Linked DNA regions of Homo sapiens: region 2 is linked to region 1. The links are chromatin loops, found by intact Hi-C in ENCODE. Cell type or tissue: prostate gland. All regions are shown on one strand. Links, peaks and the distances in the headings refer to the core of each region. The heading gives the core; the rest is flanking DNA. Region 1 overlaps GREB1 (growth regulating estrogen receptor binding 1). Region 2 holds the start of PPIAP60 (peptidylprolyl isomerase A pseudogene 60).

What was found. Hi-C counts contacts between places; a loop is a spot of excess contacts. Peaks named below come from ENCODE experiments on the same cell type or tissue, not always from the same donor. Only the 100,000 strongest peaks of a DNase experiment are listed, where the experiment ranks them.
Region 2: it touches region 1 in a loop (3-fold over the local background); 2 of 110 quality-filtered maps call a loop at or near these places.

The regions. Positions count from the first base shown.
Region 1 is chr2:11,576,077-11,592,225 of GRCh38, reverse strand. GREB1 (growth regulating estrogen receptor binding 1) reads right to left here. Exons shown (of 33, transcript NM_014668.4): 5 at 15,691-15,873; 6 at 13,795-13,929; 7 at 11,394-11,522; 8 at 6,952-7,065; 9 at 6,321-6,464; 10 at 3,295-3,480. It also overlaps the pseudogene RN7SL674P. Among named protein-coding and RNA genes, the nearest start is that of MIR4429, 43 kb to the right of the region's middle. RefSeq lists a silencer at 7,721-7,810 and enhancers at 9,189-9,483, 12,608-13,243, 13,244-13,879. In prostate gland, for the core only: CTCF peaks have their summits at 7,772 (motif pointing right) and 9,318 (motif pointing right); DNase peaks (open chromatin) are centred at 7,815, 9,325 and 9,559; H3K27ac peaks cover 4,018 bases.
Region 2 is chr2:11,344,110-11,360,258 of GRCh38, reverse strand. PPIAP60 (peptidylprolyl isomerase A pseudogene 60) reads right to left here and starts at 8,632. Exons shown (of 4, transcript XM_047446546.1): 1 at 8,139-8,632; 2 at 6,650-6,656. The coding sequence starts at 8,632. LOC124907733 (a long non-coding RNA gene) reads right to left here and starts at 14,747. Exons shown (of 2, transcript XR_007086216.1): 1 at 14,570-14,747; 2 at 10,971-11,202. ROCK2 (Rho associated coiled-coil containing protein kinase 2) reads left to right here and starts at 15,623. Exons shown (of 33, transcript NM_004850.5): 1 at 15,623-16,149. The coding sequence starts at 16,123. RefSeq lists silencers at 3,142-3,436, 15,139-15,298, 15,369-15,438, 15,579-16,149. In prostate gland, for the core only: no CTCF peak of the experiment used is centred there; a DNase peak (open chromatin) is centred at 7,278.

The sequences.
Region 1 (16,149 bases), core at 4,592-12,591:
CACCCAAAACACTGCTGTTGTTAAAAAAAAAAAAAAAAGAAAAAAAAAAGTAGGAAGCCAAATTCCCATAGCTTGTTAGAGAAGGTCTTTAAACAGAATTCAGAAAGTTAGGACTGGAACTACGGTGGTATAGACAGGTTACACTGTCCCTATGTGCATATACAGTGGTAAATGTGTAGAACATTCAGCCTGGGAATATAGGCTTTCTCCTACTCCAGGACAGGGAATAAAAACATGTATTGCTGGAATTAGTATTAAAACTGTCCTTACAAATAGCTGCAATGATTGTCAGTATAAACTTTGGGTCTTGCATTCTTTCCTTAACCATGACCCTATCATCAGTTTCAGTGCCATTTTCAGCCAACATAAAGAGTGCTGTTAGTGTGTCCATAATGTCCCATCATACGTGAGCACCACCGTTTACTTAGCAAGGTCTCTATTGTGGATTCTCTTATTTCTTCCAAATATTCACCTTTATAAATCCCTCTGCAATGCACATCTTGACATATAGAACGTTACTTCCTTCGCCTAAATTCTCAAAGGTGGATTTACAGAACCAGCTACTACATATCATCAGATTGCTTCCCAAGAGCCTGAATGCGTCAGTTTACCACGCGAACGGTGCATCGGACAAGCGCTGGTTTTACCGCACCTAAGCACCACTGGGTACCATCATTTGGGTTATTAATTCAGAAAAAGATGACTTGATTTGTGATTTGCATGTCTTTGATGATGAGTGAGACTGAATACTTTTCAATATTTGTTTCCTTCTGGTATTTTCTCTTTTATGAATTGTCTGGTTTATACGTCCGGATTTCGTATTTGATGTGCTGGAAGAAAGTGCGTCAGGCTTCCATTTAGAAGGTGGGTTCCAGCCCAGCTCTACCCAGCACCAGCTGTGCGGCCCTGAGCTATCTCCCATGGTTTCCTGATGCATAACACGGGGTTCATGACACCTGCTCTGTGGGCCGTGCCAGAATTTGATTAAATTAGCTTATATCTCCCTCTTTGATTGGATGCATTTAATCAGAATTCACTACTTGAATTAGCTAATCAAATTAGAATTTAATTAGATTAGCCGTTATCTCTCTCATCTTTAAAAACTTTCCTTTGAGTCCACATCTCCTTCCAGAACTAACCCCTACCCAGAGCTGTCTGCACGGGCCATACTGTCTCTTCACCTCCAATCTCTCTAACCCACTCCAATATGACTTTTATCTCCAATCTTCACATACATCATCATCAAGGTTGCCAGCCGCTTCCCATGGCCAAACCCAATGGTCAGGGTCCAGTCTTCCCTCCACTCAACTCCCGGCCACACTGGCACAGTTGATCAGCCCCTCTCCTTGGGATCAGCCCCTCTCCTTGGGAATGCTTTTTTTCACTGCTTCTTATCAACATTCACCCATTCCTCAACTATTCCCTCAATATAGGTTGGCAGACTGTTGACTTCAGCTTCAGATGCTATGGGACATCGGGAAAAGGACTCACTCACCATGCCTGGCCTCATGGAGCTTACACCCTAGCTGGGGGAGACACACTTAAAGGGAACAATCACAGACCCTAATTCCTGGTGCCTAAAGATAAAGGGCATAGGATAGGGGCCCGGAGGGTGGGAGCTGTCTTACACACAGTAACAAGAAGGTCTTGCTGAGGAGATGATGAGTGACCCAAAACCTGAAGGACATAAGGGAGCAAGCCACACAAATGTCTTTGGCAAGAGCATGCCACAGGGAAGGAACAGCAAGTGTGGGATGCCCAGGTGGGACCAAGATTGCTGAGGGGGACAGTGGGCTGGGACAGAGCAAGCAGGTGGGACCAGGAGGCAGGCTGGGCCCCCGGGAAGGGGTGGAGTGAGCGACTGATGGGAAGCCGCGGCAGGGCTCTGAGCAGGGAAGAGATGCAATCGGAGTCCAAGTTCTCAGGGATGTGGGGAACAGGGCAAGAATGGTGCCCCGGTGAGGCGGCAGCCACAGAGAGGGTGAGCGAGGCTGGATTCAGGATGAAGCCGTGCTTACTGATGGACAGGTGGGGACTATGAGAAAGAGCGACAATGCTGGGTTTCCCAGATTCTCCACTGTCCTTTCCTTCCTTCCCACCCATTCCATCTCAGTCGCCTCCTCTGGATCTCTGAAGATTGGAGGTCCCCAGGCCCAAACCTTGGCACTTTCCTCTCCTCGTAGCCACCCGCAGCTGGTCTCACGGCTTTAATATAAGTCATCTGTAAGCCAGTGTGTCTTAAATGTATACCTAGAGCCTCCACCTCTCCTGGGACTCAAGGCCTGTCCATGCAAATGAACACAGGCGACTTGACTGTCTCGTGGGCATCTTGTACAAACTCACGCCAAGACAGAACTCAGGTTCATTGCCACCATTCACCTGGCTGCTCAGGCTGAAACCCAGGCCCCATCTGCTCCCACCCCCTTCAAAGGCATTTCCAGCCGGCCTTACCTTCAGAATAGCCCCTCCAGCTCACTGCTGCCACCTTCAGTGGCTCAAGCCACTGTGTGCCTTTAATAGGCAACAACTGACTCTTTCTCCATTTCCGCCACTGCGTCTGCCCCATCTGACTCCACATAGCCGCCAGGGTGGCGTTTTTAAAGTGAAAATCAGATCACCTCCATCCCCTGTCTAAAAATACTCCAATGGCTTCTCAATGTGTCTACATAGAATCACACCCTTGACCGGAGCCGGCCCCCTCTGACCACACCTCTCACTCACACCCTCTCTCTGCTACAGCTACGCTGGCCTCTCCAGCGACTGGGACACTCACTGCTCCTCCACCTCACAGCACTCACCTGGCCTCCCTCTCTCCCCAGGGCCCCACCTGTCCTCATTCCTCAGATCATCACAAGGCTGAATCCTTCTCAGGGTCCAGGTCTCCTATTCACAGAGGCCTTTCTTCATGACCTAAACTGACCCCATACAAACACACACTAATGCATGCACCCATCTTTACCTGCCTGTTTTCCACTGGTTTATTGCTTCTCTCTCCCACTAAGACTAGAATCGCCTCAAGGACAGGGTCTTTGCTCAATTCCCTGCTGTATCCCTGTGCCTAGAATGGCAGATAAAGAGTTCTGGAAATGTCTCCATCAACCTCAACCTACTTTCAGCCCCCCAGTGTGGGGACGCCCACAGTGACTTCATGACGTCCCGCCAGTGAAGCCATAAGCTCTCCCCATGTATTTCAATTCCAGCAGCCCAAGTCAGCCCCCACGAGGGCCGAGGCCAGGTCTGTGCTCGGGCTGTGGCCACTCCCTGCCACTGGGCCAGGAGGTGGAGGTGACTCACCCAGCTGGACCAGGTAGTAGACGGTAAGCAGGAGCTGCATCTCCTCGGAGATGGGCTGGATGGCAGAGGCGCCGTACTGCTCGTATGCCCGTGAGACAGACTGGGAATTCTGGTAGCACGTGTACAAGAGGGGGCTGACCACGACGTCATTCAGGTTCCCACAGAGGTAAGGGAAGTTCCCATGGCCTGCAGAGGAACAGCAGCGACTTGGCACCCAGTCTTGTGCACAGCTTACGGTCCCATACATGTGGGTTCTCTGGGGGTGAGGGCACTGAAGGAGATAGGTGAGCTGCGCCAGGTCCCTCGAGTGCCCTGTCCTGGGAAGCCTTGCTCATTGAGTGCACCTGCTCACCCTCCTGGAGCCTAGGATGAGAGGAGTCACCTTTTCTAACCAATGGGGCTGTGCCACTTGCTGGTTCATTTCGTCCAATCCTCTTATTTTTTACAAGTGAGGGGGCTGGAGGGAGGGACTTGCCCAGAGCCAAGCAGCCGCCACCTGTCACTCCTCCAGCACCACCAATGGGACACCTTGTGGGCAGAGCACCTTCCAGAGCTTCACTGGGTGCTGCCTGCCAGGTCTTGCCTCCCTGACTCCAAGCAGGGAGGATTCTGCCCTGCATTCTCCCAGGGCTGTCTGGCAAGGTGAGTTGGGACAATATATCACCACAGAGACCAGAAGACTGAGTCATTCTTTTTTTTTTTTTGAGACAGTGTCTTGCTCTGTCCCCGGGCTGGAGTGCAGTGGCGTGATCTCGGCTCACCACAACCTCTGCCTCCCAAGTTCAAGTGATTCTCCCACCTCAGCCTCCCGAGTAGCTGGGATGACAGGTGCGCATCACCACCACACCCGGCCAATTTTTGTATTTTTAGTAGAGACAAGGTTTCACCATGTTGCCCAGGCTGATCTTGAACTTCTGACCTAAAGTGATCTACCCGCCTCGGCCTCTCAAAGTTCTGGGATTACAGGCGTGAGCCACCGTGCCCAGCCCATCAGAAGATTCATTCTGAGGACAGCCCTCAGAGGTGGAATTGCCCAGGTCGGGTTCAAATATCTTTCCACCATTCTTTACCTACATGATGCTAAGCAAGAAGCTTAACTGCCCTAAACCTCAGTCTCCGCATTTGTAAAACCAGGTGAAGCGGTGAAGCTATCAAATCCTCTCGGGGCTGCTGAGCTCCCAAAGGTGGCGTGTGTGTGTGTGTGTGTGTGTGTGTGTGTGTGTGTGTGTGTGTGTGTTATCTTGTACTCCAGGTACTCCATTTAGTCACCAAAAATATATTTTCTGACTTCGGCTGTGTGTTATATGCAGATGTCCTGCTGGGCTCGGGGAGTAAAGCTGGTGCCTGGGGCACAGGTCACGTTCTCAAAGACACTGCTTCTCAAGGGCTTGCCAAACACTTGCTGGTGCCACCCAGGGCTTCTGATGCAGAAGTGGGGCCTGATTCTGATTCCAGGATGGGTCCATGAATTCACGCCTCTCATAAGCTCCGGGGCGATGCAGGTTCTGCCGGACCAAGGGCTACCATTTGGGTAGCACCATTTACAAATACTGCAGTGGGCAAGAGGCAAGGTAAAGAGTTGCTATAAAGGCAAGTATGTGACATTTGTCATAAAAGAGGGACAGAGAAGTGACAAGGGGGGCAGAGGAAAGGGAATCTAAGACAACTTCATGGAGAAGGCACAGAGCTGAGTCTTAAGGCCTCAGGAGGGCTTGGACATATGGCTGTGGGGAGCAGGAGTCCGGGAGACGAGGGCTTTACAGCGAGGGGTGCAGTGTAAACAGAGAGGCAGCGGAGGGAGCAGAGCACGCCTGAGAACCGAGAGGACAGTCTCTATTCTGAGATTGCTCGTGTGAGACGTAGACTTGCTGGGCTTTCTTTTCCGAGGTTCCTGGCTCAAAGCAGAAGCAGGTGACGCCCTGCCTGCACCTCCAAGCCCTGCACCCTGTCCTAGCTCTGTTTCCTGAGCACCGTGGTCTTCGGGCCTACCACAGACACGCCATGGCCACGTAAAAAAACACACACAACATGACTGAAAGAATGTTGGTCTTCATTTGAGGTAGACAGTGGGGCCCAGTGGAACTGCCTCGGTCATTGGTCCTGCGTCATGCTAAGGTCGAAACTCAGAGTTGCACTCTACTTCCTGAATACCCCGTCCAGTTTTTGTGTTTTAGGAAAAAGACATGCTCTTTCTTATTTCTTAATTAACAGTAGGGTGCTTCTCTCACTTTCCTACAATCCTCTCTACTCTATCTACAAGCATGATACCAAATGCAATAATAACGTATTTAAGAGGGGCCTGCGTGCACGGTGTGTGTGTGCCGTGCCCACGCGTGTATGTATGTGTGTGTTGCCATGTGCCAGCCATTCTGGTGCCTACATATCACCAGCCAAGCCCTGCTGAATCCCCCCAGGGTTTCCCATTGCAACATCCCCAGCTTCATCAAAGAGATTTCTTCAGCTGAGCCAAAAGTCTACCCCCACGTAGCGTACGTTAGCCCACTGCACAAAACAGATCAAATCTAATTTTGTTTGATGCTTCTACAGTGGTGACCACGGCTATCTTTGCCCAACCAAAGTAGATTTCATAGTCAAAAAATACTAGTGGCGTGGGTGATAACAGGAGACAACCCACCAGAGCGGAGCTCCTGCAGCCAGGGAGTGATTTGTTTTTTCCTAATCTTCGGCACTCAGCACCGGGTCTGGGACCACGGCAGAAGCTCAATGAAGCTGAGCAAACGAAGGAAAGAATGAGTGAACAGGCAAATAGACTTCATGGCAGGGAATCATTTCACCTGGACCCACTGTGGAAAGTTGTGACAAGCTCCATCATTCTTGGCATCTGATCAGGGGCTGAGCTAGTGACTGGCTCTGCCTTGTTCTTTCCTTGCCCTGGAAAGCATTTTAGGTTTGTCTCAGGAGGATACCCTTGGAGTCAGACCGGGATGAGGTCTCGCTTTTGCCTGTTTCTCATGCCTTCCTTTAGGTTCTCCCATCCCCACGACTCGGTGCACTGCTGTACTTGCCTTTAAATATCACTGGCTTGGCCTTGCATATTTTCAGCAAGTTGTCAGGAACAGACACTGGTTCTCCAGAGGCCACCACTGGAAAGGTGACTGAAGCTGGTCCCACCAAGCCAACCTGCGGCACGCAGGACATGCCTGCGCTCTCTAGGAACACCCAAGAATATTAGTGAAAACATCAGACAAGGCATCCACCTCTCACATACCTGACATCAGGCCAGCCAGCAAATCTGCTACCCTCTGACCAACGTCCCTGATTACAGGAGCACCAAACTCTTAGAGTCACAGATTCCTAAGGTCAACGGCACCTTTAAGTTCATTCCGCCCATCCTTCCCCCAGTAGTTCAGTCTCCTCTTCGATATCCCTGCCAAGTCATAAATAGCCCCTTTTAAAATTTCTCAAGGATCAGAGAACTCACTATCATACACGGATCCTAGACCTTGCAAAGCAATTTTAACATGTGAGAAAGAGGTCTTTTGTCACACCAAACTCTGCCTCCTTAGAACTCCCTCATCAGTACACACGCACATTCACACTCGTGCGCACGCACACACGCACACATACACACAACTGGCAGCAGCACTACCACCAGTACCCAAGTCTGGAATTCTGGGCAAGGCTGCCATCACTTACCATACTTAGCTCTGTTCCCACCACCTTGGGGGCAGCCACCATCTGGAGCTGATGGAGATTCTGGAGACCACCCTTTGTGGCGTTTTTTGGGGGGCCCGGAGTTTGACAAGATACCTAGACAATATTCAGAGTGTGGATTAGGCTATCACCAGGACAGGGCTCCAATAAAATTTACCCTTGGTTTGGAGAACAATGATCTGTTTTGTTTTGTTTTTTTTTTTCTAATCACAGATTCACGTGGGTTTTAAGGACCTAGTGAAATATCTATGCATAAGGAAATGTCAATTTTTGTAAATGTTTCATTCCGACCTGGACCGGTTCACCCCTCCTTAGGCAACCTGGTGGTCCTCCACTCCCGGGAGGTCACCATATTGATGCCAAACTTAGTGCGGACACCCGATCGGCATAGCGCACTACAGCCCAGAACTCCTGGACTCAAGCGATCCTCCAGCCTCAGCCTCCCAAGTAGCTGGGACTACAGGCACGCGCCACCGCGCCCGGCTGTAAATGTTTCATTCCAAAGTTGTGTGTGTGTCTAAACGATCTCTCTCTGAGCCCGAGCTCCTTCATCTTTAAAATAGGACACTAAATCCTACTCTGAAAGGTGGTTTGATCAGGACTAAAGAGAATGTATGTAGAGTGCTTTGTGCAACGAATTGTGGGGAGCTTGGACCCAATAAGGTAGCCAGAATTACCCACATCATCATCATCTTCACTACCATCATTATTGTTATCGACATATTCCAATACACTTCTGAAGGGCTGGAAGAGAGAAATATGTTTGTGCAGACAGGCGGCAGCAGTATTTGATCCACCACCACAGCTCCACCGCTTGGGGGCAGTACTGATCCACCTGTGCTCCCCTCCCTGCCCCAGCCTGGAAAGCTAATTTCAGACTCAAAAAAATCAAGTACAGAGCAGCGCATCCACTCCAATGAGTCATCCCCGCCCACTCTAGACAACAGCATGCTCATGACTCAAACTATCTTCGTGAATGGTTCAAAATATCAAGAATTGGTTTCCATAGTTTCTTGACTAACCAGACACAAAATTTCCCCTACATGCAGAGATTCATGTCTCAACTTCAACTGTACATTAAACTCAACCGGGAAACTTTTAAAACTCTGTCTGGATGCAATCTCATCCCAAGTAAACCAGAAGCCCAGCATGGGAGCAGGACCCAGGCATCCCAATATCTCAACGCTTCTTCTTGATTCTAACGCACAGCCCGGGTGGAGAAATACCAATCAGAGCAACGGTTCTCCAGGTGTGACCCGAGGCACTGCACAGAACCCCCATGGGCCTATTAAACCTGTGTGTCCCTGGGCCCTGCCTTGACCTCCAGAATCACATCTCTGGAAACGACAGTAAAAAAACACCATCCTTTGTAAGCCAGCCTGGTGATTTTTTTTTTCGAGACAGAGTCTCGCTCTTGTTGCCCAGGCTGGAGTGCAGTGGCGCGGCCTCAGCTCACTGCAACCTCTGCCTCCTGAGTTCAAGCGATTCTCCTGCCTCAGTCTCCCGAGTAGCTGGGATTACAAGCGCGCACCACCACACCCGGCCAATTTTTGTATTTTTAGTAGAGACAGGGTTTCACCGTGTTGGTCAGGCTGGTCTCAAACTCCTGACCTCAGGTGATCCGCCTGCTCAGCCTCCCAAAGTGCCGAGATTATAGGTGTGAGCCAATGCACCCGACCAGCCTGGTAATTTTTAAGCACGCTGCAGGGTGAGAATCATTGCTTTAGAGTCTCTCAAGAGTAAACAAAAAAAAAATTATCACTTCATTTGACTGACTGAAAGTAAACAAAAAGTTAAAAGCATAAAGTACTTTGTTTACAAAGAGCTTTCAAAGCCGTGGGCTCCTTTGGCCCTCCCAACAACCACTGACGCAGCTGCTGCTTTCCTCCTTCCTGTTTGCAGGGATGAGGCCTTAGACTCTGCAAACATCTGTCCCCAATTGCGATGGGAGACCCCCCACAGAGGCTAAGCAGCCAGCTCCTCTAAAAGCTCTACTGAACGACCAAAGGGGACAGGGCTTGGAATTGGATCTCAGTAAGGATTGAAGAGACGCAGATGTTTTCTCACTTTGGGAAGATAACCCTATAAATAGTTCTAAATAGACCCTAAGCCCGTGAGCTCTTCCCAAATGATGTCACCAGGAACTGCTCCCATGGTACCAATGTGGATCAACTATTTCTCAAAATGTCTCTTGGGGAGGTACTATTTGGCATTTTTTGGAGATGACTCATTATGTAGCCTGTTTGGTGCGGGACATTGTGCATCCTGCCCGCTCTGTCCCAGCACCAAATGCCAGTAAGACCCTGGGCCTGGGACAACAAATCCATCCTTTACCAGAACATTTCCTACCCCCGCCCCCAGGGGGCAGCACTTCTCCATTGCGAACCAGTGAGTGACAGGACTCTAGGCTTCAGTAAACTCCATGTGGTATTAGACGCAGTTTCTTAAAAATTGATTTTGAGCTCTCTCCCCAGAGCAGAGGAGAAGGCCCAGGAACTCCGACACTTCAGCTGTGCTCAACGCAACTCAACCCAGCCAGCGTCATGCCCTCTGGCGGAGCTCCCCAGCAGCTGGTACCAGCGGCTCCAAGATGCACATGACCAAGGCGCTGCCCTCGGGAACTGCACAGCGCCGAGGCCCCGATGGCCACATGTGGCTGCGGGACTGAGCCTGGGACGGCTGGGAGCCCCGTGAGCTCACAGGGGGCCCTCCTGCACAGAGCAGGTGCCCCCTGAACTAACCTCAGAAAGGCGATTTAATAGGCGGGTGGAGAGAGCAGCCCAGAGCCGGGACGCAGGCACAGAGCATGGAGACAGGAGGATGGGGCCATGGGGGTGGGGGAGCTCAACTGCCCAGGGTAGCCAAAATAGCAGGGAATGAGGTTCGGCAGGTGGGCTGGAGCCAGATTCTGGAACGGCTCGTGTTCCCCTAGGCAATTTGGAGGAGCTCCATCTCCCACACCCCTCCACGGAGCATGGCAAGGAAAATACAGTCAGTCCCACACAGAAGGCTTCCCAAGGCCACCTTCCCAGGTTCCCGGGCTGAAGGAGGCCCTCATCTCCCTGCTGTTCAGGGTGGAGGCTGGGGGTCCACAGACAGCCCAGAAGGGAGGCCGCAGCAGCGTGGCATCCCCAGCATCCTCATCCCCAGAGGTCCAGCTCTGCAGCCACAGGGTTGCCCCCAAATGCAGCACCGGCAGAGAAGCAGCAGTCCCTGGATGAAAGCAGAGGCTGCCTGGGGCTAGGCTGCTGCGGAGGACGGGACTCAGCTACTGCCTGGGTCTTGGCTGCTGTGGGTTTCGGACTCCAGGATGGAGGTGCTGGTTGGGAGGCCTCGGATTCTGTTCAGAAACTACCTTTGCCCCTTCAGTGAAGAGTTAGACAATTCACAAGATTTTCACCAGGGAGATCCTCCACCAGCACAGTGGAGTGGGAGCATGGAGACCTGCCTTGCCTCTCTGGACCTCTGTCTCCTCCTCTGTAAAACAGCGCTGGCCTAGATGGTTTCTAAGGGCTCCTCCAGTTTGATGTCTTAGATCTTCAAATCCAATTTAGCTGAGTGCATGATGGAGGAAAGAAAGACGAGAATGGCTTATGATGTGGCTCCAGATGAGCATGGTGGGGAGAGCACTGGACTGGGAGTCCACGAGCAGGTCCCCAGGTTGCTCCGCCCGTTCACAGCTCCCTCAAACCCTCCTCTGGCAGGAGGTCTGCTCAGCCCCTTCACTCACCCCTCTCATCCATATCCTCACCTCCTCATTCCCTCTTTGCTCCCTTTGTCCCTTTCCATCTCTACATGATGCTTCCCCAGCTTCTAAGTTGCAGCTCAGTTATCACCTCCTCCAGGAAGCCTTCCCTGAGCAGACGAGCCTCAGCAATGAGGCTGATTTGGATGAGAACAGCCGGTACCGATTAGTGAGCTGCCAGATGTGCTCTGACCTTTCATACAGCACCTCATCCCTCTTAACAACCCTTGGAGCAGAATTCTCATCTCCAGATGAAGAAACATTTATTGAGACTTGGCCAAGGTCCCCTGACTAACAAGAGACAGCGGTAGGTTTTGAATTCATATTTTTCTGATTCAGAAGCCCATGTTCTTCCCCAACAACACACTGCCCACTATTGCTCCAAAATTCTACCATCCTCCAGCTGTGCAGCCCATAGGACAGGTCACTCGCCATTACCACAGGTGTCTCACTGCTCCTTGGCACATACGGTAACTCCCAAGTGTCACTCATAGAGCACCAGGGCCTGGGCCCAGACCCACGGACTCAGGAGGCACCTGTGGTCCTGGCCTGACTCTCATGGAAGCCACATCAGACTCCAGGAGGCTCAGCGGCCCCAGCCCAGCAGCTCCCATGCCCCCTCTGGCCTTGGCCCAAAGAAGAGCAGGATCCCCAGGACGGCCAGGACAGGCAGAGCTACCTAAAGCCGATGGTCGCGGCAGGGCCAACAGGTTATTCTTTGCCAGTTGTTGGCACTTCGGGGAATCTTTGCCGTTGAAAACAGCCGGACCCATTGCTGCGTTTAGTGAGGGGTGATCAGAAGCTGGTCCTGAAAACAGATAGAAGGCAAAGAGGAGGGTCAGTTCACAAGAATGCCCTGGGAGCCAGGCAAGGAGGAAATCATTTTCCTTGCAGTTTCACAAACTAGCTTTTCCCCAGCAAGTCTCATCAGGAGGTCAGAATGCCCAACAGTGATTCTGCTACACTGAGAAGATACATGCAGACACATGCATACACACACACACCCCCATGCACGTGTACACACATACACACTTCTGCCTACACACAAGGATACACATGCACAAACATGTACACACATACACATGCACAAACACATGCCTATATACATGCACTCCCAGGAACATGCACCCTCCTGCTCACACCCCATTGGACACACAGCCTGAGTTAAAGAAGGACCGGGGGACTTCCTGAATTCCAGGACCACACCTGAAACTGTTCTGCTTCCTTCTACCTTCTCTCTCAAGACCTCTGGTTGATACGGTTTGGCTGTGTCCCCGCCCAAATTCCACTTTGAATTGCAGCTCCCATAATCCCCCTGTGTCGTGGGAGGGACCTGGCGGGAGGTAATTGAATCATGGGGGTGGTTTCCCCCATACTGTTCTCGTGATAGTGAAGAAGTCTCACGAGACCTGATGGTTTTATAAAGGGCAGTTCCCCTGCACATGCTCTCTTGACTGCCATCATGTAAGACGTGCCTTTGCTTCTCCTTTGCCTTTTGCCATGATTGTGAGGCCTCCACAGCCATGTAGAACTGTGAGTCCATTAAACCACTTTCTTTATAAATTACTCAGTCTTGGGAATGTCTTCATAGCAGTATGAAAATGGACTAATACATCTGGAGTCCAGGAGAGCAGTCGGGTTTGCAGCTACCTGGGCGCAGGCTGTTCATAGGGCCCAGGACTCCCCAGGTCTAAGGGTAATTCTGGGGACAATCATGGCTTCTGGTCTCCTGGGGCTGACGGAACTGCTTAAGTTGCTCATGTCAGCCAGAATGGTCTGGAAAGAGCTCGGGTCAGGAGTAGCACTGAATGTTTCCTGTGGGTTTAAGAGGCTGGCTCTGAAGCCAGATGACATGTGTTTGAGCCAGTTCCACCACCTCCCAGCTGTGTAACCCTGGACACTTACTTAACCTCCCTATGCCTCAGTGTTCTCATCTAGAAAATGGGGGTGGTCACTGTAGCAACTCAGAGCCACTGTGAGAATGACATGAGTTAGCAGAAGAAAGTGCCTGGAACAGTGCCTGGTGTGTAACACGCTTGGAGTACTTGCTCATACTATCGCCTTATTTAATTCTTACAATTGCCCTACAAATTAGACAGAAGAGATTTGCCCAACTTTACAGATGAGGAAATGGAGGTTCAGAGGTTTTGAGTTGCCCCAAATCACTCAGCTAAAAGGTAGCAGCACTGGAGCTTACACCCAGGCACCCTGACAGCAAAAACAGCAGGCTCTCCAGGCCATGATGGCAGAGGCACTGGGGGCCTGGGCATGGGGAAGCAGTGAGGAGCTCTGGGCCTCTGGAGGAGAGTACATCCCAGTCCCCTGCCCAGGCGATGGATGGGCCAGGTGGGTACAAGGGCACTGGCTCCCTCCCAGGGCCAATGTGCCTCTACAGACCCTCTGGGCAGGAGGCATGAAAACAACCAGCGACCTTCCTGCGTCCTCGGGAAGGCTGGTGTCCACCGTGATAACAATCGCCATGCTTAGGAAGTCTGTGCAACATGGTGAAGTGCCAAGCATGTACGTCAGGGTTCACATCTAATGTCACCTCTTGCCTCCACCTCCTCCGGCCCACGAGGTCCTAGGCAAGCACCCAGCCTCAATGAGCCTCACCTTCCCAATCAGTAAAATGTGGAAACTGACGCCTGCTCACAGCGTGGTTGTTGGACTTCAAGGCATTCATGGAGCTGGGGAGTGCTGAGCACGGGGTGAATGGCAGCAATCTGGTCTTTTCCACCCCTTCTAGCAATTCATTCAAACCCTGACTCAGCATCTTTACATAGAGAGCTCTATGCTGTGCGGGGGTTGGGGTGGGGGGTGCTGCAGAGGGATCCTGCATATGTCCCCACCAGGGGATCCCACTTCATATCAAACAGGAAGAAAGAAACTCCCAATGAAAAACCTAGCATTCTTTGTTGAAAAGTATTACAAATTCAAGATGAAAGTAAAGGTGTTATAGAAAAAGATAACAGCCCCCTGATTTATTTTGAAGAATGCTTGACGGCATAGTCAACCGGACACATCGGAGACAGTGCCAGCTCTGTGGGTTTAGCAGCTCTGGTGTGTCTCCACCACCTCACCTGCCTGCTGAGCTCCCATCAGGATGCTGGGGTTCGTCCCAGGAACGGGCTCGCTGGGGAAGGCAGCCGTGCTCTCCAGGGCTGGGAAGAGGGAACTGGAACAAGTACTGGCGGGGATCTGCCGGCTTCTAAACTCTAAGGGGGCAAGGTGCACACGTGAAAACCAACTCGCTCTTCTCCAACAACTACGAAATGAGTTCCTGGAGTGGAACGTGTCCTACAGGACAGTGAGCTATGGAGACAGCCACACAAGCTGCCACCACATCCTGGTCTTTGTTTCAGCGTGAAGCCAGGGCAGGGGTGCGACTCTCTACTTGTGGCTACGTGCCAAGGGGCAGCTCTGGTTGTCAAGAGTGGGAGCAATGGTGAGTATTTAGAAGAAAGGGAAAAATTACACAAATAAGTCACCCTACAGCTACCCGTAGCCATAGACGAGAGTGTTACTTGAAGATAAAGAAATGATACCATCTTCCACCCTTATTTCCTCCTCTGGGAAAGGCCATCCCCAGCGGCCAGTGAGGTGGGGAACCTCTGAGGTGCTTGGACCCAGCAGGTGATCAAAGACGGTGAACTGGTCCCACACGGGGCAGAACCACTGCAGCCTCTGGGCCTGAGAAATGACTGGCAAGTAGTAGGGGCTCAGGAGGCATTTACTGAACAAAACAAGAAAAGCAGAGAGGAAGGAAGAGTCGGGTGTGAGGGGGGCGTGCCCAGAGCCACCCAGCCTAAGGCCTCTTCCTTCTACTCCCAGGACCTGCCCGGGAGCGTCCGGAAGACAAGATGGGAACAAACACAGACAAGGGAGGGACACCTCACACCCCAGACTTGCCCTCCACCCATGGCAGGCCGCTGAGGATCCAGCCTCCTCCTCACCCTGCGTTGCTGACTGTGGCCATGAAGGGCAAAGCTGAGACAAAGAAGGGTGGGAGGGCAGCCTGCTCCCAACATTTCTGAAAGCTGCATCCCAATCACTTCTTCAGAGACCAGCAACGTGAAGCTGGTCTTTCTGGCCATAGTTTAGGGTTCAGGGGCTTGGGTGGGGCATTGTTCAAGCCAAGCTGTCTTAAGTCAGGTTCTCAGCCTTGGCACCAGTGACATTTGCAGGGGGCTTCTTTGTGCTCGGGGCCGTCCTGTGCACTGCAGAATATTCGGCCATACCCTGGTCCCTACCCCAGATGCTGGTGGCACCATCCAGTCATGACAATCAAACTTGTCTTGAGTTATGGCCACACGTTCCCTAGGGGACAAAAGTCACCCATGGTTGAGGATCACTTGGATGAACCACTCAATCTGGGGAGATGAGAACCACTGCCCCAAATACTTGCCATAGGAGGTAATGCACACTCTGGCCCTCTGTCAACGTTTTTTTTTTGTTCGTTTGTTTGTTTGTTTGTTTTGAGATGGAGTCGTGCTCTGCTGCCCAGGCTGGAGTGCAGTGGCACCATCTCAGCTCACTGCAACCTCCACCTCCCAGGTTCAAGTGATTCTCCTGCCTCAGCCTCCCGAGTAGCTGGGATTACAGGCGGGCACCACCATGGCCGGCTAACTTTTGTATTTTCAGTAGAGAAGGGTGTCACTGTGTTGGCCAGGCTGGTCTTGAACTCCTGACCTCAAGTGATCCCCTCACCTCAGCCTCCCTAAGTGCTGGGATTACAGGCGTGAGCCACCACAACTGGCCCTCTGTCGACTTTTAAACATCCCATCCAATTAGACTGTCACTGTCAACCAGCTTAACGCCCGTAACGCAAAGGAGCATTTTCCATTTCATAGGCCTGGCCTTTTGCCCGTGATGTGTGCTGCTATGCAGGGGCCTCTCCCCAGCATCACACCGACAGGCACCACGGCCCACTTGGGGGCCCAGCACTCCCATACCTCCTCCACAGCCAACCTGCTCACCTGAGCCTTTCCAACAGATTAAAGGTCCTTTGGTTAGAGTCCCTTGTGCATTACGGACCAGGTAATACTTCAAGTGTTTCTGCTTCTTGGGTTGAGTGGTCAGTTTCAGATTTATATGATTGGAGAATTCCGTGAAGTAACAGAAGCCTTTCTTTCCACAGCCAACACAATTCCCAGAGAAACCTGGAGAAGGAAGTAAACCATAAACATCTTTCTTTTTTTTTTTTTGAGATGAAGTCTCGTTCTTGTCATCTAGGCTGGAATGCAATGGTGCGATCTCGGCTCGCTGCAACCTCTATCTCCCAGGTTCAAGTGATTCTCCTGCTTCAGCCTCCTGAATAGCTGGGATTACAGGCATCTGCCACCGTGCCTAGCTGATTGTTTTGTATTTTTTAGTAGAGACGGGGTTTCACCATGTTGGCCAGGCTGGTCCTTTTCAAATAAGACAGAGTTCATCCA
Region 2 (16,149 bases), core at 3,514-11,513, 230 kb after region 1:
AGCCTCCCGAAGTACTGGGATTACAGGCATGAGCCACTGCACCCAGCCTACACGTGGCTGCCTTCTGAGAGGATCTAGCAGGTAGTTTAACATGTTCCTGATAATTCGGGCATCTCTGTGATTGTCAATGCTGGGCACCATGTAGTGCTGTCCATGGAGGTGGAGATGGTGGAAGCTCGGAGGACTAGAGGACTATTTGCCCCCCCGCTAGAGGGCTCCAATCTGTTTTTCTTCTGCATTAATTCTATGGCATCCACTCCTCTCACACCCTATTATTTCTGGTAGTGTCCCAGCATCACTACGCCATGCGTTTTGTCTGCTTTTTCGTAATACATCATTGGTTTGTTAGGATTGGGTCTAGAAGATAAAGACTTGAGCAAAAGGCTAAAATGCAGTGCACAGGCTTTATGACATCTGCTCTGCCTCTCTGCCTATTCACATAGGACATTTTTTGCTTATTTCCTTACTCTCAATTTCCTTTCTGACTGTCTGAATGCCAAATAATTAAATCCCTGATTTGGGAACTGTTGCTAATTAATACCTCATTGTCCTTCCTTTTAGGGCTCAGAACCATTTTCTTTTTTATTTCAACAGATTTTCTTCATAGGAAGCAAGTTAATGTGCAGGTTTCCACAGAGCAGTGGAGACAGACTCAGGATAAAGCAGTGCATGAGGAGAAAGTTCCCAGGACAGGATCCAAGAAGCTCTCAGTGAGGGGAGGGGACCTGAAAGCACAGAGAACAGAAACTGTCTTTATTTATTTTTTAGCCAGTATGCCGTTTGCCTATAACCTAATAGTGGCACAGAGGAGGCCAATAATTCATAGCTATTTTATGCACATCAGGGAAAGGAGAATGAAAATACTCTAATAAAAGTCCATGGGAAGTGCAATGGGAGCACAGAGTAATGAGTAATAGACTCTTACATGGAATTTGGGATGGGCTCACAGCAGAGGTGGCATTTAAGTAAACCTTTAAAAGATAAGTACGTTTTCATAAGTAAAGAAAGGAGGGAGGCCATGTGCGGTGGCTCACACCTGTAGTTCCAGCACTTTGGGAGGCCGAGGCAGGTGGATTACAAGGTCAGGAGATGGAGACCATCCTGGACAACATGGCGAAACCCTGTCTCTACTAAAAATACAAAAATTAGCTGGGCGTGGTGGCGGGCACCTATAATCCCAGCTACTCGGGAGGCTGAGGCAGGAGAATTGCTTGAACCCAGGAGGCAGAGATTGCAGTGAGCCAAGATTGTGCCATTGCACTCCAGCCTGATGACAGAGTGAAACTCCATCTCAAAAAAAAAAAAAAAGAAAGAAAGAAAGGAGGGAAATTTCTAGACTGAGGAAACAGCAAAAGGAAAGGCCTGAAAGGAGGGAAATGCCTAGTTTATTGACAATAAAAAAGTGAGCAAATAATTAGTATACTTTGACTTTTCTGGCTCTTTTGACTGGAAGCCTAGGATCCTTCAGGTAATATGCTTGCTTAAGGCCCCGTTTTCCTTTTCCTTTTTTTTTTCTTTTTCTTTCTCCAGGTTTATATTTTTGCAACATTCTCACTCATACAAATCATCAGCTACCAACTAGTCATTCAATGGAGCTGAAATTTAGGGTGCACAGGGAAGTAATGAGAAACAGGCCAAGAGTTACCAGGGACCAGACTGATCTAGTCTTACCTAAACACTAGAAGGTTTGGCGGGGTGCAATGGCTCATGCTTGTAATCCCAGCACTTTGGGAGACTGAGGCAGGCAGATCACTTGAGGTCAGCAGTTCAAGAATAGCCTGGCCAATATGGTGAAACCCATCTCTACTAAAAATACAAAAATTAGCCGGGCGTGGTGGTGCATGCCTATACTCCCAGCTACCTGGGAGGCTGAGGCAGGAGAATCGCTTGAACCTGGGAGGCAGAGGTTGCAGTGAGCTGAGATTGCACCACTGCGCTCCAGCCTGGGCAACAGAGCAAGACTGTCTCAAAAAAAAAAACAAACAAACAACAACAACAACAACAACAAAACACAATGACAACAACAACAAAACACAACGACAACAACAAAAACAAAGTATATCACCCAGAGAGCCATGTTTCCCAAGGCATATTACTGGGAACTGTATTTGTGTGAGACATTTCTTGGAGTTACTAAACCAAAAAAATAAAAACTCCTCTGGTTGATTATATTTTGGAAATATGCTTGGTTTGATGAGGCTAAACAGGTTTCTTTCCTGCAGGACTTGGTGCACTGCAAGGAGGTCAGGGAAACAGAGACAGAGAAGCTGCTTCTCCAAACTTCAGTGACCACACCTGTGTTCCTGCAGCTGAGTGTCTCTCAGAATGGGTGTCTCTTAGGGACACACTGCTGTAGCTCAACACAGGAGCATTGCCAACACTTTGAGCTGGAGAATAACACAAACCACAGATGAGCCTCTTGGAATGACCACTGTGGGGACCTGAAGGTGTGTACTGGAGGCTGGACAAGCGTTGAGGGGCTCCCCTGGCGAGCATCTGTGACAGGTTTGATGAGGCCTGTTCCCAGCAGTGGCAGTGAGACTGGCATGTCTGGATGACCTCTACCCAGAGGCCCAGCTTTATTGCAGGCTGGCTCTGAATCCTTTCATCTCTGGCCGCAGCCGGACAAAGTGCCAGAGCTGAGCAGCTGCCTCAGTTCTCCAGCCCCTGTGCTCTGAGAGGCCACACAGGGGACAGAGATCAGAGGAGCCGACACCAAAGTGATGCAACTGCCCTCCCAGGAATGCTGTTCTCAACAGAGGAAAAAGAGTGGTGAAATGGGAGCCATGGGCCCTGTCGGGGCAGGACAGGCTTCTAGACCTCATCCTCGTGTTTAACTCCTTTATTTGACGTATGGGGAAACTGAGGCCCAAGAAGGGAAGGGAGTTGCCTAAATTCACACAGCTGGACACATTTTTCAAATAACTCCACTTATCTTACAGTAGTTTTGCATTATTTTTCTCATTGTTAATTTTAATCATTTTTTTTTCAAATACTTATGACTTCACGTCCAGGACCCTCCAATTAATATTGTTGCTCAAGACTCATATTTTTTCTAGATTCACTTTTTTTCAGTAATCAAAAAAAAGCGAATCACTTTCTTTTGATGATCTTGCCTTTGACTTTATGGCAAACTAACAGATTTTAAAACATAAGGAGAATAATGACAGGAACAAGTCCTTTGCCAAGGACTTGTTGTGCCAAAAATATCCCTTACCAAATGGTTTCCTCACTCAATAAATTTTCCCTCGTCCCTCATTTGACAAGTGACCTTCAAAGAAAGGAATCACAAAAGGGAGAAGGCAGCTGCCCTCAGGAGTTGAAGAGACAGATCTTGATCAACTCGGGGCTGAGCAGAGGAAACCTCAAGTCTAGTTCTGTGCTAGCTTTGGGGCCTTGAGGAAGTCAGAACCCTTCCTTTTGCGGGTCCTTTGAGTTTCTTGGCCTGGTGGTCAAGGTCCTTCGTATGTGTCCCTAGCCTATGTCCCCAGCCTTTCCCTCTTACGTCCCCATAGCCAACTTCTGATCCAGCCAGATGTCCTTCATGGTCACCAGCATTGGCAGGCCTCTCCCACCTTTCCCCTGCTCCAGTCTTGCTCACCTGGGAGATCCTTCCGCTATTCTAGTTATTATTCTATTCTTCAAGTTCCTGCTTCTTTCCTGAGGCCTTCCTTGGCTTCTCCAATGCAAATTATTGTACAGTTCTCTTGAATGCTCAGTACTTGATAGGATGGCCAAGACGGATGGGTTCTTACAGGTTATTACCTTCAGCCCTTTTGTTTTATAGGGGAGAAAACAGAGGTACAGAATGGGAAAATAATTTGCCCAAAATCACACAATAAACGAATGGGGCTAGCTTTCCTGATTCCAGACTCATGCCCAGTTTACAATATCAAGAAAGTTGATACTATTACATTCATTTGCCACTTGTAAGAATTATAAAAACCCATATTCTCACACCTTGTATGTTAACATCATCATTAATCCTCTTAGCCATTAATTCATTCAGGTATTCACTAATTTAAGCAGCCAACATGTATGAGGGCCAATGTCCAGGCACTGAACTGTGCTAGATACTAAGTATTGCTACTATTTCCATTTCATAGTGGAGGAATCTGACTATGACGAGTTCTGTGATTGCCTCTAATTTACTGAATAAGTTGGGTCTCTTCAGGAAATAGAACTAACTCAGATGGTTTCCATAGAGGAGCTCTTTCCAGAGGTGTAGACAGAATTAAAGGAAGACAAGAAATGTTGAGGCACTGAGACCCCAGCGACAGTGAGAAGCTGAGGTCAGGAGGGCAGAGAGAGGACATAACCTCCCTGAGGCCCAGTGAGCAATGGAATGCAGTCCGCGGAGCTGCAGGGATTGAGGTGCAGAGCTGCTGCCAGAGGTCAAGCTGGGGCAGAGGGGAAGAAACCCTGTCCTCACCCCCAATCTCTTTCCAGGGATTTAGGGGGTTAAAACCTTGTCCTCACCCCCAATCTCTTTCCAGGGATTTAGGGGGTTAAAACCCTGTCCTCACCCCCAATCTCTTTCCAGCTCTCCCTTTGGGCAGAGCTCAACCAGAAGATAGACCACAGAGAGCCCAGAGTAGGCAGTCCATAGAGGTCAGCCCCTGGGGCGCAGAGCAGGGTGGACAGTGGCTCTAGAAGCTAGCGGAACTCTCCAGACTCATACACAGCTGGAAGTGGGGGAGCTGGGATGCCACAAGCCTGTGTTCTTTCTTCTGTACCACGTGGCTTGCTCGTGCTTATGTCCTTCTGTTCATTCATTCAATCATTTGTTCAGGCTATAAATACACTGAGCACGCACTCACTCCTGGCCAGCCTCTGTGCATATGTCTCATTTCCCTCCCCAGATCACGAAGCTCAGACCTTGCCTTTTTATTGTTTGTTTGTTTGTTTTTTTTTTGAGACACAGTTTTACTCTGTCACTCAGGCTGGAATGCAGTGGCACGATCTTGGCTCACTGAAACTTCTGCCCCCTGGGTTCAAGCGATTCCCCTGCCTCAGCCTCCTGAGTAGTTGGGATTACAGGTGCCTGCCACCACACCTGGCTAATTGTGTTTTTAGTGGAGATGATGTTTCACCATGTTGGCCAGGCTGGTCTCGGAACTCCTGACCTCAAGTGATCTGCCCACCTCGGCCTCCCAAAGTGCTTGGATTACAGGCGTGAGCCACCACACCCAGCCCAGACCTTGCCTTTCTTATCTTGGCATTCCCCTTGGTGCCAGTCTTGGTCCTTGATGCATGGTAGGCATTCACCCCATTTTGTTGTTTAGTAAATAGGTCCACTAAATACCACTCTGCCTTATACCAAGGATGTGGCCACAGAGAAAGCCAGGACAGCCGGCTTTCATTCTTGGAGGCACCAGAAGGGAGTGCTCCTGCACTCATCACTAAGTCACTTTCTTGTCTTGGAGTGAGAGTGGGGATTCTACGCGAGGGCTGATGCCTCTGATGCTCTGGAAATTCCCACCACTTCCAATAGCATGAAGCTCTGGGGCTGGGGTCTCACTTCCACAGTATCTCTGCTCTACTGAGTTCTTCCGAGCTCTCAGCTCTCATCTGGCCTGCAGAGTCTCAGGGCTATTTCTTTGAGGGTTGTGGCGGAGCTGATGAAAGCAAAGTTTACCACTTTCCTTCAAACACGAGGCCGCCACGTCCTCTGCACCGGGTGATCAATGTTGAGGTTTGAACGGCCTTCCCTTGTAGATCCTGCTGGGCCACAGCAAACAATGACTGTGTGTATAACAGCCCACCCTCTGTTTAAACACTATCCATGCGAATGTCAATAAGAATCCAAAGACCTGAAGACAGTGGTCATTGGCATTCAGCTTCTGAGTAGTAGTAGTTGCACATTTCCTTCCTTCCTTCCTTCCTTCCTACCTCCCTCCCTCCCTCCCCCCTCCCTTCCCTTCCCTTCCTGTCCCTCCCTTCTCTCCCTCCCTCCCTTCCTCCATCCCTTTCTGCCTTCCTCCCTCCTTCCCTCCCTTTCTCCCTTCTGGAAAAGGGCAAAAGAATCAATGCAAACTAACCTACCACTTGCTTCTGGTTTTTTTTTTTTTAAACTCATCCATCTTTATCTACCTTAAAATAAATTCACAGCATTTAGATACAATAACTAATCTTGTTACTTCACCGATGGAGCTTAGTGAGACCTGGGGGTCATCCTGATGGGTCCCTTCCCCTCCTCTTCCATGCCCAAACCCAAGCTGGGGGTTGTCGCAGGTTACAGACTTCGGAAGTGTGCCCGCAGTCCTATATTTGCATGGCCCCTTCACATACATTTTCTTATTTTAATGCAGAAATCAAGTCTGTGGTGTAGCTTTTACCAGTAGGGAAGAGTTCAGCAGTTTGTGACTTGCTCAAGGTCACACAGCCAGTAAGTGGCTGTTTAATATCTGTCCCTCTCCATTAGATCATTAGTTTGATAATGGCCAACAGGGATTATTTCTCTGTTGTTCTTCACTGTATTACCAGGATATAAATATCTTTGTTGAACAAACAAATGAGAAAATGAATGAATGAAAGAAACAACAGCTGGAATCCTATCAGCTTCTGCCAGGTGAGAAGGAGCCAGCCTTTCTGGAGTACCTTTCCATAGGCCGAACGCTGTCTGAGCCTTCTCTTACTTGTTCCTCACCAGAATCCTAAAAGAGAAATTGAAGCTCAGAGAGGTGAGTTAATTTGCCTGAGGCCACAGAGGTAAAAAGGGACAGACAGGCCTGGAACCATGTTTCTCTGACTCTATTGCAGGTGGCCTCATCCCCACTGCTCGCTGCCTGTTCGGAGATAGGACCTTGACCAGCCCACCCTCCCAGCCTTGCAGCTCTGACTTTTGGTGGACTGTCCTCTTCCATGCTCACTTCTTGGAGGCTCCAACTTTGTTTAAGGCAAATGGAATATGACAAAGGCAACCGTGGCCATCAAAATGCCACTCTAAATGCCGGGAAGTTTAAAGTGGGTCCTCATTTTGCAATAAGGCAGGCTTTTATGGAAACTAAGTGTATCCCAGTATTCTAATGATCAATCACTTTAACTACAGTTTTCTTCTTTGTATGCTTTGTAAGTTTTTAATTAATCATGATCATATACCACCTAATTACAAATGGTGGCCTGTGGATGAGTAAAATATCCCCCAAACTGGCTTTCTTCCTCTCTGCTGTGTCGCAAGTTCCACACGATCTTGCCCATGACTGCTGCAAGGTTCCCTCCCACCTGCCTGCCTACATAGCGCGACAGTAGCAGAGGGTGGTGCGATCAGAAAGCCCTTGGATGGTATCCTATGTTAACATTTGCAACTGCAGTGAGTCCTGGAGGACGGCACTGTGGTAGTTTCTTTGACATCACATTGCAAGTTAGTATAGGACCTGGGCTTTCCCTCATCTGCTTTCCACTGACTACCCCCCATCCTCTTTCTGACCACCTGTATGCCCTTTTCCCTAGTCATCACTCATTTTTCCTTTTATTTACTTCCTACTTTCCCACTCCTGGCCTCATTCTGCCTGGAGGAATGTTCTCTCTTTCTGTTTCCAAACTCTGCTGAATTTTTGTTGCTGTTGTTATTTAGTTTTTATTTCATAATCATAAACTTAACTCTGCAATCCAGCTAGGCATGGAAGGGAATAAGGAAAACATGGAACCCAAAGGGAACTGCAGTGAGAACAGAAAGGTTATAGGATACTGTGAGCAAATGGGGTGGAGGGGACAATATGGTTTGTCTGTGTCCCCATTCAAATCTCAACTTCAATTGTAGCTCCCAGAATTCCCACGTGTTTTGGGAGGGGCCTACGGGGAGGTAATTGAATCATGGGGGCTGGTCTTTTTAGTGCTATTCTCGTGACAGTGAATAAGTCTCATGAGATCTGACGGTTCTATCAAATGTTTCCACTTTTGCTTCTTCTTCATTTTTCTCTTGCCACCACCATGTAAGAAGCGCCTTTTGCCTCCCACCGTGATTCTGAGGTGTCCCCAGCCACGTGGAACTGTAAGTCCAATTAAACCTCTTTTTGTTCCCAGTTTCAGGTATGTCTTCTTTATCATCCCCATAAAAATGGACTAATACAGGGCTACTCTCCTGACCTACAGAAAGAATGGTCTGGTGGTTAAGGTAAAACACAGGTCAAACTTACCAGAGTTGTCCACAATCAGCAATGGTGATCTTCTTGCTGGTCTTGCCATTCCTGGACCCAAAGGGCTCCATGGCCTCCACAATATTCATGCCCTCTTTCACCTTGCCAAAGACCACATGCTTGCCAATCAACCACTCAGTCTTGGCAGTGCAGATGAAAAACTGGGAGCCATTCGTGTTGGGTCCAGCTTTTGCCATGGACAAGATGCCAGGACGTATACGCTTCAGGATGAAGTTCTCATCATCAAATTTCTCCCCATAGAGGGACTTGCCACCAGTGCCATTATTGTACGTGAAGTCACCACCCTGACACATAAACCCTGGAATAATTCTGTGAAAGCAGGAACCCTTATAATCAAGTCCTTTCTCTCCAGTGCTCAGAGCACGAAAGTTTTGTGCTGTCTTTGAAAGCTTGTCTGCAAATATCCTGAAGGAGACATGGCCCAAGGGCTTGCCACTGACACTGATGTCGAAGAACACAGTGGGGTTGACCATGGCTGGTAGTATGGGGCTCCTGGTGGCTGTGGTGTCTGCCAACTCTGTTAATTTCTTTTTTCTTTTCTTTTTTTTTGAGATGGAGTCTCACTCTGTTGCCCAGGCTGGAGTGCAGTGGCACAATCTCAGCTTACTGCAACCACCGCCTCCTGGGCTCAAGTGATTCTCCTGCCTCAGCCTCCCGAGTAGCTGAGATTATAGGCGCACTCCACCATACCTAGCTAATTTTTGTATTTTCTTTTTCTTTTCTTTTCTTTTTTTTGTTTTGAGACGGAGTTTCGCTCTTGTTGCCCAGGCTGGAGTACAATGGCGTGATCTCGGCTCACCACAATCTCCACCTCCCAGGTTCAAGTGATTCTCCTGCCTCAGCCTTCCCGAGTAACTAGGATTACAGGCATGCGTTGCCATGCCTGGCTAATTTTGTATTTTTAGTAGAGACAGGGTTTCTCCATGTTGGTCAGGCTGGTCTTAAACTCCCGACTTCAGGTGATCCACCCGCCTTGGCCTCCCAAAGTGCTGGGATTACAGGCTTGAGCCACTGCACCCGGCCAATTTCTGTATTTTCAGTAGAGACAGGGTTTTGCCATGTTGGCCAGGCTGGTCTTGAACTCCTGACCTCAGGTGATCCGGCCGCCTCGGCCTCCCAAAGTGCTGGGATTATAGGCATGAGCCACCGCGCCCGGCCAACTCTGCTAACTTTTAAGGACCCAGACCACGTGTCACCTCTTTTCCCTGATTCCCCTGCTGGAAGACATCTCTTGCATCAGTATGTTATCTGTGAATCTCTTCAGGCACTTATGTTTGTTGAATTAAAATTATTTGTGTTTTTCCATTTATACATTCACTCAACCATTCAACCATTAAAAATACACTGAGTATCTATTCAATCAACAATTCCTTAAACATTTTTTGTTTCTTTTTAGGGACGGTGTCTCACTATGTTGCCCAGGCTAAACTCAGACTCCTGGACCCAAGTGATTCTCTTGCCTCAGCCTCCCAGTTAGCTAGGACTACAGGCATACGCCACTATTTCTAGCTTGCATCAACAATTCTTGACTGCAAACTCTGTGTAGAAAGAACCCATACTCAGTTCCTTTTGTATCTACCACAGAACCCGCAAGCACGATGCTCAAATTGAATGTAGAAGGAAAGCAGGAGATAGGAAACTGGCCTGAGAGAAGAATGCCTTCCAGGGTGGGTCATGAGGGGAGAGGACTGAGGAGAGGCTAGGGAAGGTGGGACAGCACCAGCAAAGGCACAGAGGTGGGAATGGCATGGTTACTTCTGTGAATGATACATCCTACACAGTTTATAGTTTTGCTGAACTGAAGCTTTTGGAGAGTGGAATAGTAGAAAAGTATTCTTCATGGTTAATAATGGGAAATTACTAATTTACTCTGGACTAACAACAGACCCAAGGTTTTGGATGTGAAAAGCATTGAAAGGGAAATGGAAATATTGTTCTTCTCATGCATGTGAGGCAAGCACTTTGCTAAATATTTTGTTAAAGGCTAAAGGGGATCTAGAACCCAGTAAGAATCAAGCCTTCACTCAAGGAAGAGGGGCCTCCATGAGGGATGAGTAGGGACTTCACAGGTGGAGAGGGGCAGAGAGGTGCCGTTCCACATGGGTGGAAATCGTCTTAACCAAAGAGGAATCAGCCAAGGGTGTTCCATTTTGAGAAAAAGAGAAGAGGAACACTGGAAGAAAAGTCTGAAAAGGGAGGTGTTGACATCTGTAGAAAGACCAGATTCCAGGCTGAGGATTTCACGCACAATCATAGGAGACCCAGTGAAAGTTTTTGAGCAGGAAAATCACATAAAGCATCACAGAGCCACTTCTATTTCACTAATGGGGAAAATGAGATTGCCAGGTATGACATCAAGGTCCCCTGCCAAACTGGCAGAGCCAGAAACAAACTTAGTTTTCCAGGATCCTCCAAGTCATTTCTCGGGACCACCATTCTCAAATATATACATTTACACGGTACATATTTTTGCAGTGACTTACCATTTACTTCTAAGTGCACTTCTGAGCTGTGACCAGAGCTTTCTCTTCTGAGAGTCTTTCATAGTATACTGGTGAATAATTTGTGTTGGATGAATGCAGTATCTTTCATCTGCAGATCTTAAGAAGCCTTAATGACAACCAAGCTTCATTAATTCTATTTTGTGTATGAGGCAACTGACTCACAGAGGGGTTCGGCAATTTTCTCATTCACTCTGGGAATTATTACCAGAACCATGAATGAAACTTAGGATGAAACTCTATTTCATAAACCATTAAACCCTGTACCCTTTATAGTAGAGGAGTTTACAAAGATAATGACACCTTTGTATTGCGAGTTCATTCCTTTATTCTGTTATTAAATCCTGGCTTGTGTGGAACAGAAGCAACTCACTACAACAATGCCAGCCTGCGTTGCCTGGCAGCGTGAAGCGAGATGGGAAAAGTTGTTACGTGTCTTATTGGTGATGGCTGGACCATTCACAGTTCGTTGTTTTCACCCATCCATTCCTTAATTCATTTATTCACTCCATGTGCATATATATGAGTCCTCATTACATCACCTGTAAAATGGGCATAGTAATATTACCGTAAGCAAAAGGCTGTTTCAAGAATTAAGATAATCTCTATAAAGCGTGCTGCCTAGCACATAGTTAGTCCTTAAAATAATAGTTATAATTAAAAGAGTAATTACAAAAGCCACATGGTCAAAAGACAAAAATGGTCCTTTTCCAGCACTAGCTATGGGTGGAGAGGGTAAAGTTGCATCTGAAAGGTGAATTAATTCTTGAGGAAGAGGCAGATTCCTCAAATAAAAAACTGAAACTTGAGGAGATGGATCTCAGAGAAAAGAAGGAGGCCTGGACCCTCAGTCTGGGTGAGGAAGCATCAGGAGGGCTAGGAAGGCATTGCTGGGTAGTGGATGTCAAATAGACCATTGGGAATGAAGAGACAGAGAAAAGAAATTCATATGAAACGGAGTGGAGTTTCTAAGTTCTGCAGAGCAAGCTATGAACAGTTATGGTGCAATCCAAGCCTTATCCATTGATAGGCCAGCCTGGTTAAATGCCCTGTATTTTCCGTGTTTATTTTTCCATTGTTCTTCCTTACTATTGAACAAAAGTTTCTGTCCAAGTTCCTGCCTGTCTCAACTGTGCTCAGGACACACTGGGGACTCTGTTAGAAAGGAGCAGTCAACCCTGGCCCGAGTCGCGTGGCAACAGGAGTCACAGCAGGAGTTCCCTTGGAGACCAGCAAGCCCAGGGAACCCCCTTCCACAGCTAATTTGGGATGAGCTGAGCTGAGAATATTAGGAAACTGCCATTTCCTCATAACCTGTTGCAATTCCAGTATTCTGTGTGACCTAAAAACTGGGTTGGAAATCCTCCTTAACACAGATACAGAACCCAGAAGCTGTAGAGGACAATATCAACCGATTTGACCGCATAACAGGTAAAAAACAAAACTGAATGACAAGCAACAGACTGGAAAAAAATCTTCACAAACTGTAACATATTTTAATATATTCTATTATAATATAACAAAAAGGAATATCCAAAATACATAAGGAGCTCTTATAAATAATAAAAAGAGACAAAACTAATGGATAAAAGATATAAACAGGTAATTGCAGAAGAAATAGATAGACAAAATGCCTATCTTCAGTAGTAATTAAGGGAATACAAGTCAGAACAAGATGGCGTTTTTTGCCCATTTTATTGACAACAATTAAAAATATAATATTGAATACTGGGAAAGGTGAAGGGACATGGGCAGTTTCTTCTACTCACGCTGAGAATGTAAACGGGTAGCGTCTTTTTAAAGGCCAGGTTGAGGCCCGGCTCTGTGACTCACCCCTGTAATCCCAGCACTTTGGGAGGCTGAGGTGAGTGGATCGCTTGAGCTCAGGACTTAGAGAACAGCCTGGGCAACAAGGCAAAATCCTGTCTCTACAAAAAATACAAAAATTAGCCAGGCATGGTGTTGTGTGCTTGCAGTTCCAGCTACTCAGGAGGCTGAAGTGGGAGGACTGCTGGAGCCCTAGAGGTGGAGGTTGCAGTGAGCCAAGATCTCTCGTGCCACTGCACTCCAGCCTGAAGGACAGAATGTAAACCTGCCTCCAATAAATAAATAAATAACAGGTTGGCAGCATCTGTATTTACAGTATGCCTACCCTTTGTTATGACAATTCCACTTTTAGGAATCTATACTATTCAAATATGAGGATACGAGGATGTCAATGGATCATTTTAACAGTGAGAAAATATTAATAATATCTAGCATTGATTGAGGGCCAGCACATTTCTAAGCACTTTATAACAAATATTGTGAGGACCCCGAGACACAGAGGAGTTAGGTAACTTGCTCAGGGTCACATGGCAAGTGTGTGTTTGGGGCAGGATTTTGGCAATTGTTTCTTAACCACTATGCTCTCGAATAGAGAATAATTACAGTGTGGCACATCCAAACTGGGGAGTAGAGGACAGCAGGTAAGCGGAATGAAGCAGATCTCTGCCTATAGACATGGACACGCCTCTAGGACATATTAGTAATGAAGGGAAAAAACCAAGTTGCCAAACACCATGATATGGTATAATTTCATGTCTGTGGGGAAAAGGTAACATGTATCTATAATACATATGTATGAGAATGGCCAAAGGCCTTGAGTGATATAAGAATGTATGTGGAAATATAGTCAGAACAGTAAATTTTAGATTATGTTCCATATATTTCTGGTTCGTTTGAACTTTTACAAGAATGCATTTGTGCATTACTTTTGAAAACAAGAATTGTTGTACTAACCTCCTCCTTACCCTTACCCCATCCTGCAAAAAGGTTTAACTCATATCAACAGATTCATTTTCTCTTCTTCCAGGTAGACAATGGGATAGGTCTTGGGTAAAAATCTTCTGTACCATGGCTTTTTCTGGTCTATATAAATAAGTATATGTAGAACATGCCCAGGATATATATCTTGTTGATCACTACTCTTAAAATAAGGTTTTCATGTTCGGTATTTGGACCATGGCTTCCTGTTATTCCACCAAGCTACATACAAATATACAACCAGTCAAAATTAATTTGGAAACTGAGAACCACAGTGTTTTTTTTTTTTTTTTTTTGAGACAATCTCACTCTGTTGCCCAGGCTGGAGTGCAGCGGTGTGATCACAGCTCACTGCAGCCTTGGCCTCCTGGGCTCAATGGAGGAGGCCTCCAACTCAGCCTCAGGGGGAGCTGGGACTACAGGCACAGGCCACCACGCCCCGCTAGACAGAGTGCTCCTTTTGCCTTGCATATTATTTTGTCATCAGAAAAATAATCCATAATCATAGATTATCTCATTATTTTGCTCCAATGCATAAGTGGGAGTGTCTAGCTCCCTCTGTTCTCCTGGTGGCCTCTGTGGAGGTCTGAATGAGTAGCTCAATACACAGACTTAAAGGACTCTCTGGATGTGAAGTCAGTGTTACTATCTGAAAGGGAAAAGCTGCATTGGATGGATCATCGGGGCCTCTTCCTGCATGAGTCCAGCTAGGGGTGGTTTTAACTAACCTAAAACCAAAGAAGAGGCTCCAACTAATCCAATGGTTTGGATCAAAATGCAACTTTTACAGGGCTGGGGCTTCACCCTATCTTCGGGTTTATCTCTGACATGCCAGGGAGACAGTTCTTAACATTCTTATTACTTAATGGATATCAGATTGTTGCTTTTCGGAGTGGTTTTTCCATTTTTTGAAATTTAATTTGTTCTTAAGTATCTTTACAGAAAAAAATCCCATTTATTTAAGAAGTACTGTATTCTCTGGTTCTTATAGCTGCTCATTTTACATAGTTTTAGTGTGTACAAACGATTTTTTTTGTTTCATTTATTTCTAATATACCTTCTCATGTACTTGCCAAAATTTCATGTTTGACACAGTCTGCATACCTGCCAGGATTCTTGCTGTTAATGTGAAGGCGCCTGTTTGGGTTACTCAATTGTTGGACAACTGGGCCCATTCCCAGGTTTTGGTCATCACGAACATTGTGAATAGCCCTGCTGTTAACATCTTTCTGCAAGTTCTCCCCCTTCTTCGCCCTTTGGATCATTTCCTTGGAAATGTACTTCCTTAAATGGGTTTACTGGGTCAAAGGGGCTCTATGAACGGTTTTATAGCTCTTGGCACATAATTTTCGGATTGCGCCCTGGGCGGATCTAAGCGATGGCACCGGCCGCCGAGAGGGCAGGAATGCGGCGGAACGGTCCCGATAACCACCCCTCTTCCGCCCCCCAAAAGGAGAAGACCCCGCGAAGGCCTGCGGCTGGAAAGCCTTTTTCCGGTGCTCTCCCGTTCTCTTGAAGTGGTTAGTGTCTAAGCCGGGCAGAAACGCTTTCAGGATCCCAGGCCCTCCTGCCCCAGGACTAGGATTCCACCCGCCTCCGCTAATTCGGAATCCCAGACACCCAGGGCCCCCTCTCAGGCTCGCCTCGAAACCCCCGGCCCTGCGGCCCCTCGCGGGCGCCGAGCTCGGTCGCTATTATTTGGGCGCGGGTGAGGCGAGGCCCGCATAGCTGCGCGCTGAGTCAGCGGGGGCCGCGGCGGGGGGCGCGGCCGGGCTCCCCCCCAGCGCACGGTGCGCTGGGCCCGGCGTCTGGGGTTCCGCCTCGGGGCCGCGGGGTAGTCCGCGGGGTCCGGCGGGAGGGGCAGGGGGCGCGCGGAAGGACCCGGCCTGGGTGCGTCTCCCCTCCCCCAGCAGGAGCTCGGCCGTGACCGCGCGCCCGGCTATTCGCCTCAGAGAACCTCGCCAGGGGGAGGAGGCGAGGGCGGGCGAGGAAGGGGCGCAGAGGAGAAAGCGGAGCGGGACAGACGCAGGAAGGGAAAGAAAGGGAGGAAGCGCGGTGCGCGGGGCGGGGCGGGGCGGAGCGCGCGCAGGGCCGGCGGGGACGCGCGCCGGCGGCTGCGGGCGGAGGGGCTTGTGGGTAGCGGCGGCGCGCGGCCGGAGACGGGCGGCCGCGCGGGAGTGTGTGCGCCGGGAGCTGGCTGAGGGACTGCAAGGCGGCCGGCGGCGACCATGGCAGCGGGCCGGCGGCGGCCGTAGTGGCCCAGGCCTGGGCTTCAGCCTCCCGGGGCCCCAGAGGGCGGGGCGGTCCGGGCCGCGGCGGTGGCGGCGCCACTTCCCTGCTCCCGCCCGAGGACTCCTGCGGGCACTCGCTGAGGACCAGCGGACCGGCGGCGCGAATCTGACTGAGGGGCGGGGACGCCGTCTGTTCCCCGCCGCTCCCGGCAGGGCCGGGCCGGGCTGGGCCGGGCTGGGCCGGGCGGGCCCCTGGGAGCAGCCCCCAGGCGGGGGACCGCCTTGGAGACCCGAAGCCGGAGCTAGAGGCAGGCGGTGGGCCCGGGTGGAGTCCCGGCCGGAGCTGGTGGTTCGGGGGCGGTGCTAGGCCCCGAGGCTGCGGGACCTGAGCGCGAGGAGCCTGAGTGCGGGTCCAGCGGTGGCGGCATGAGCCGGCCCCCGCCGACGGGGAAA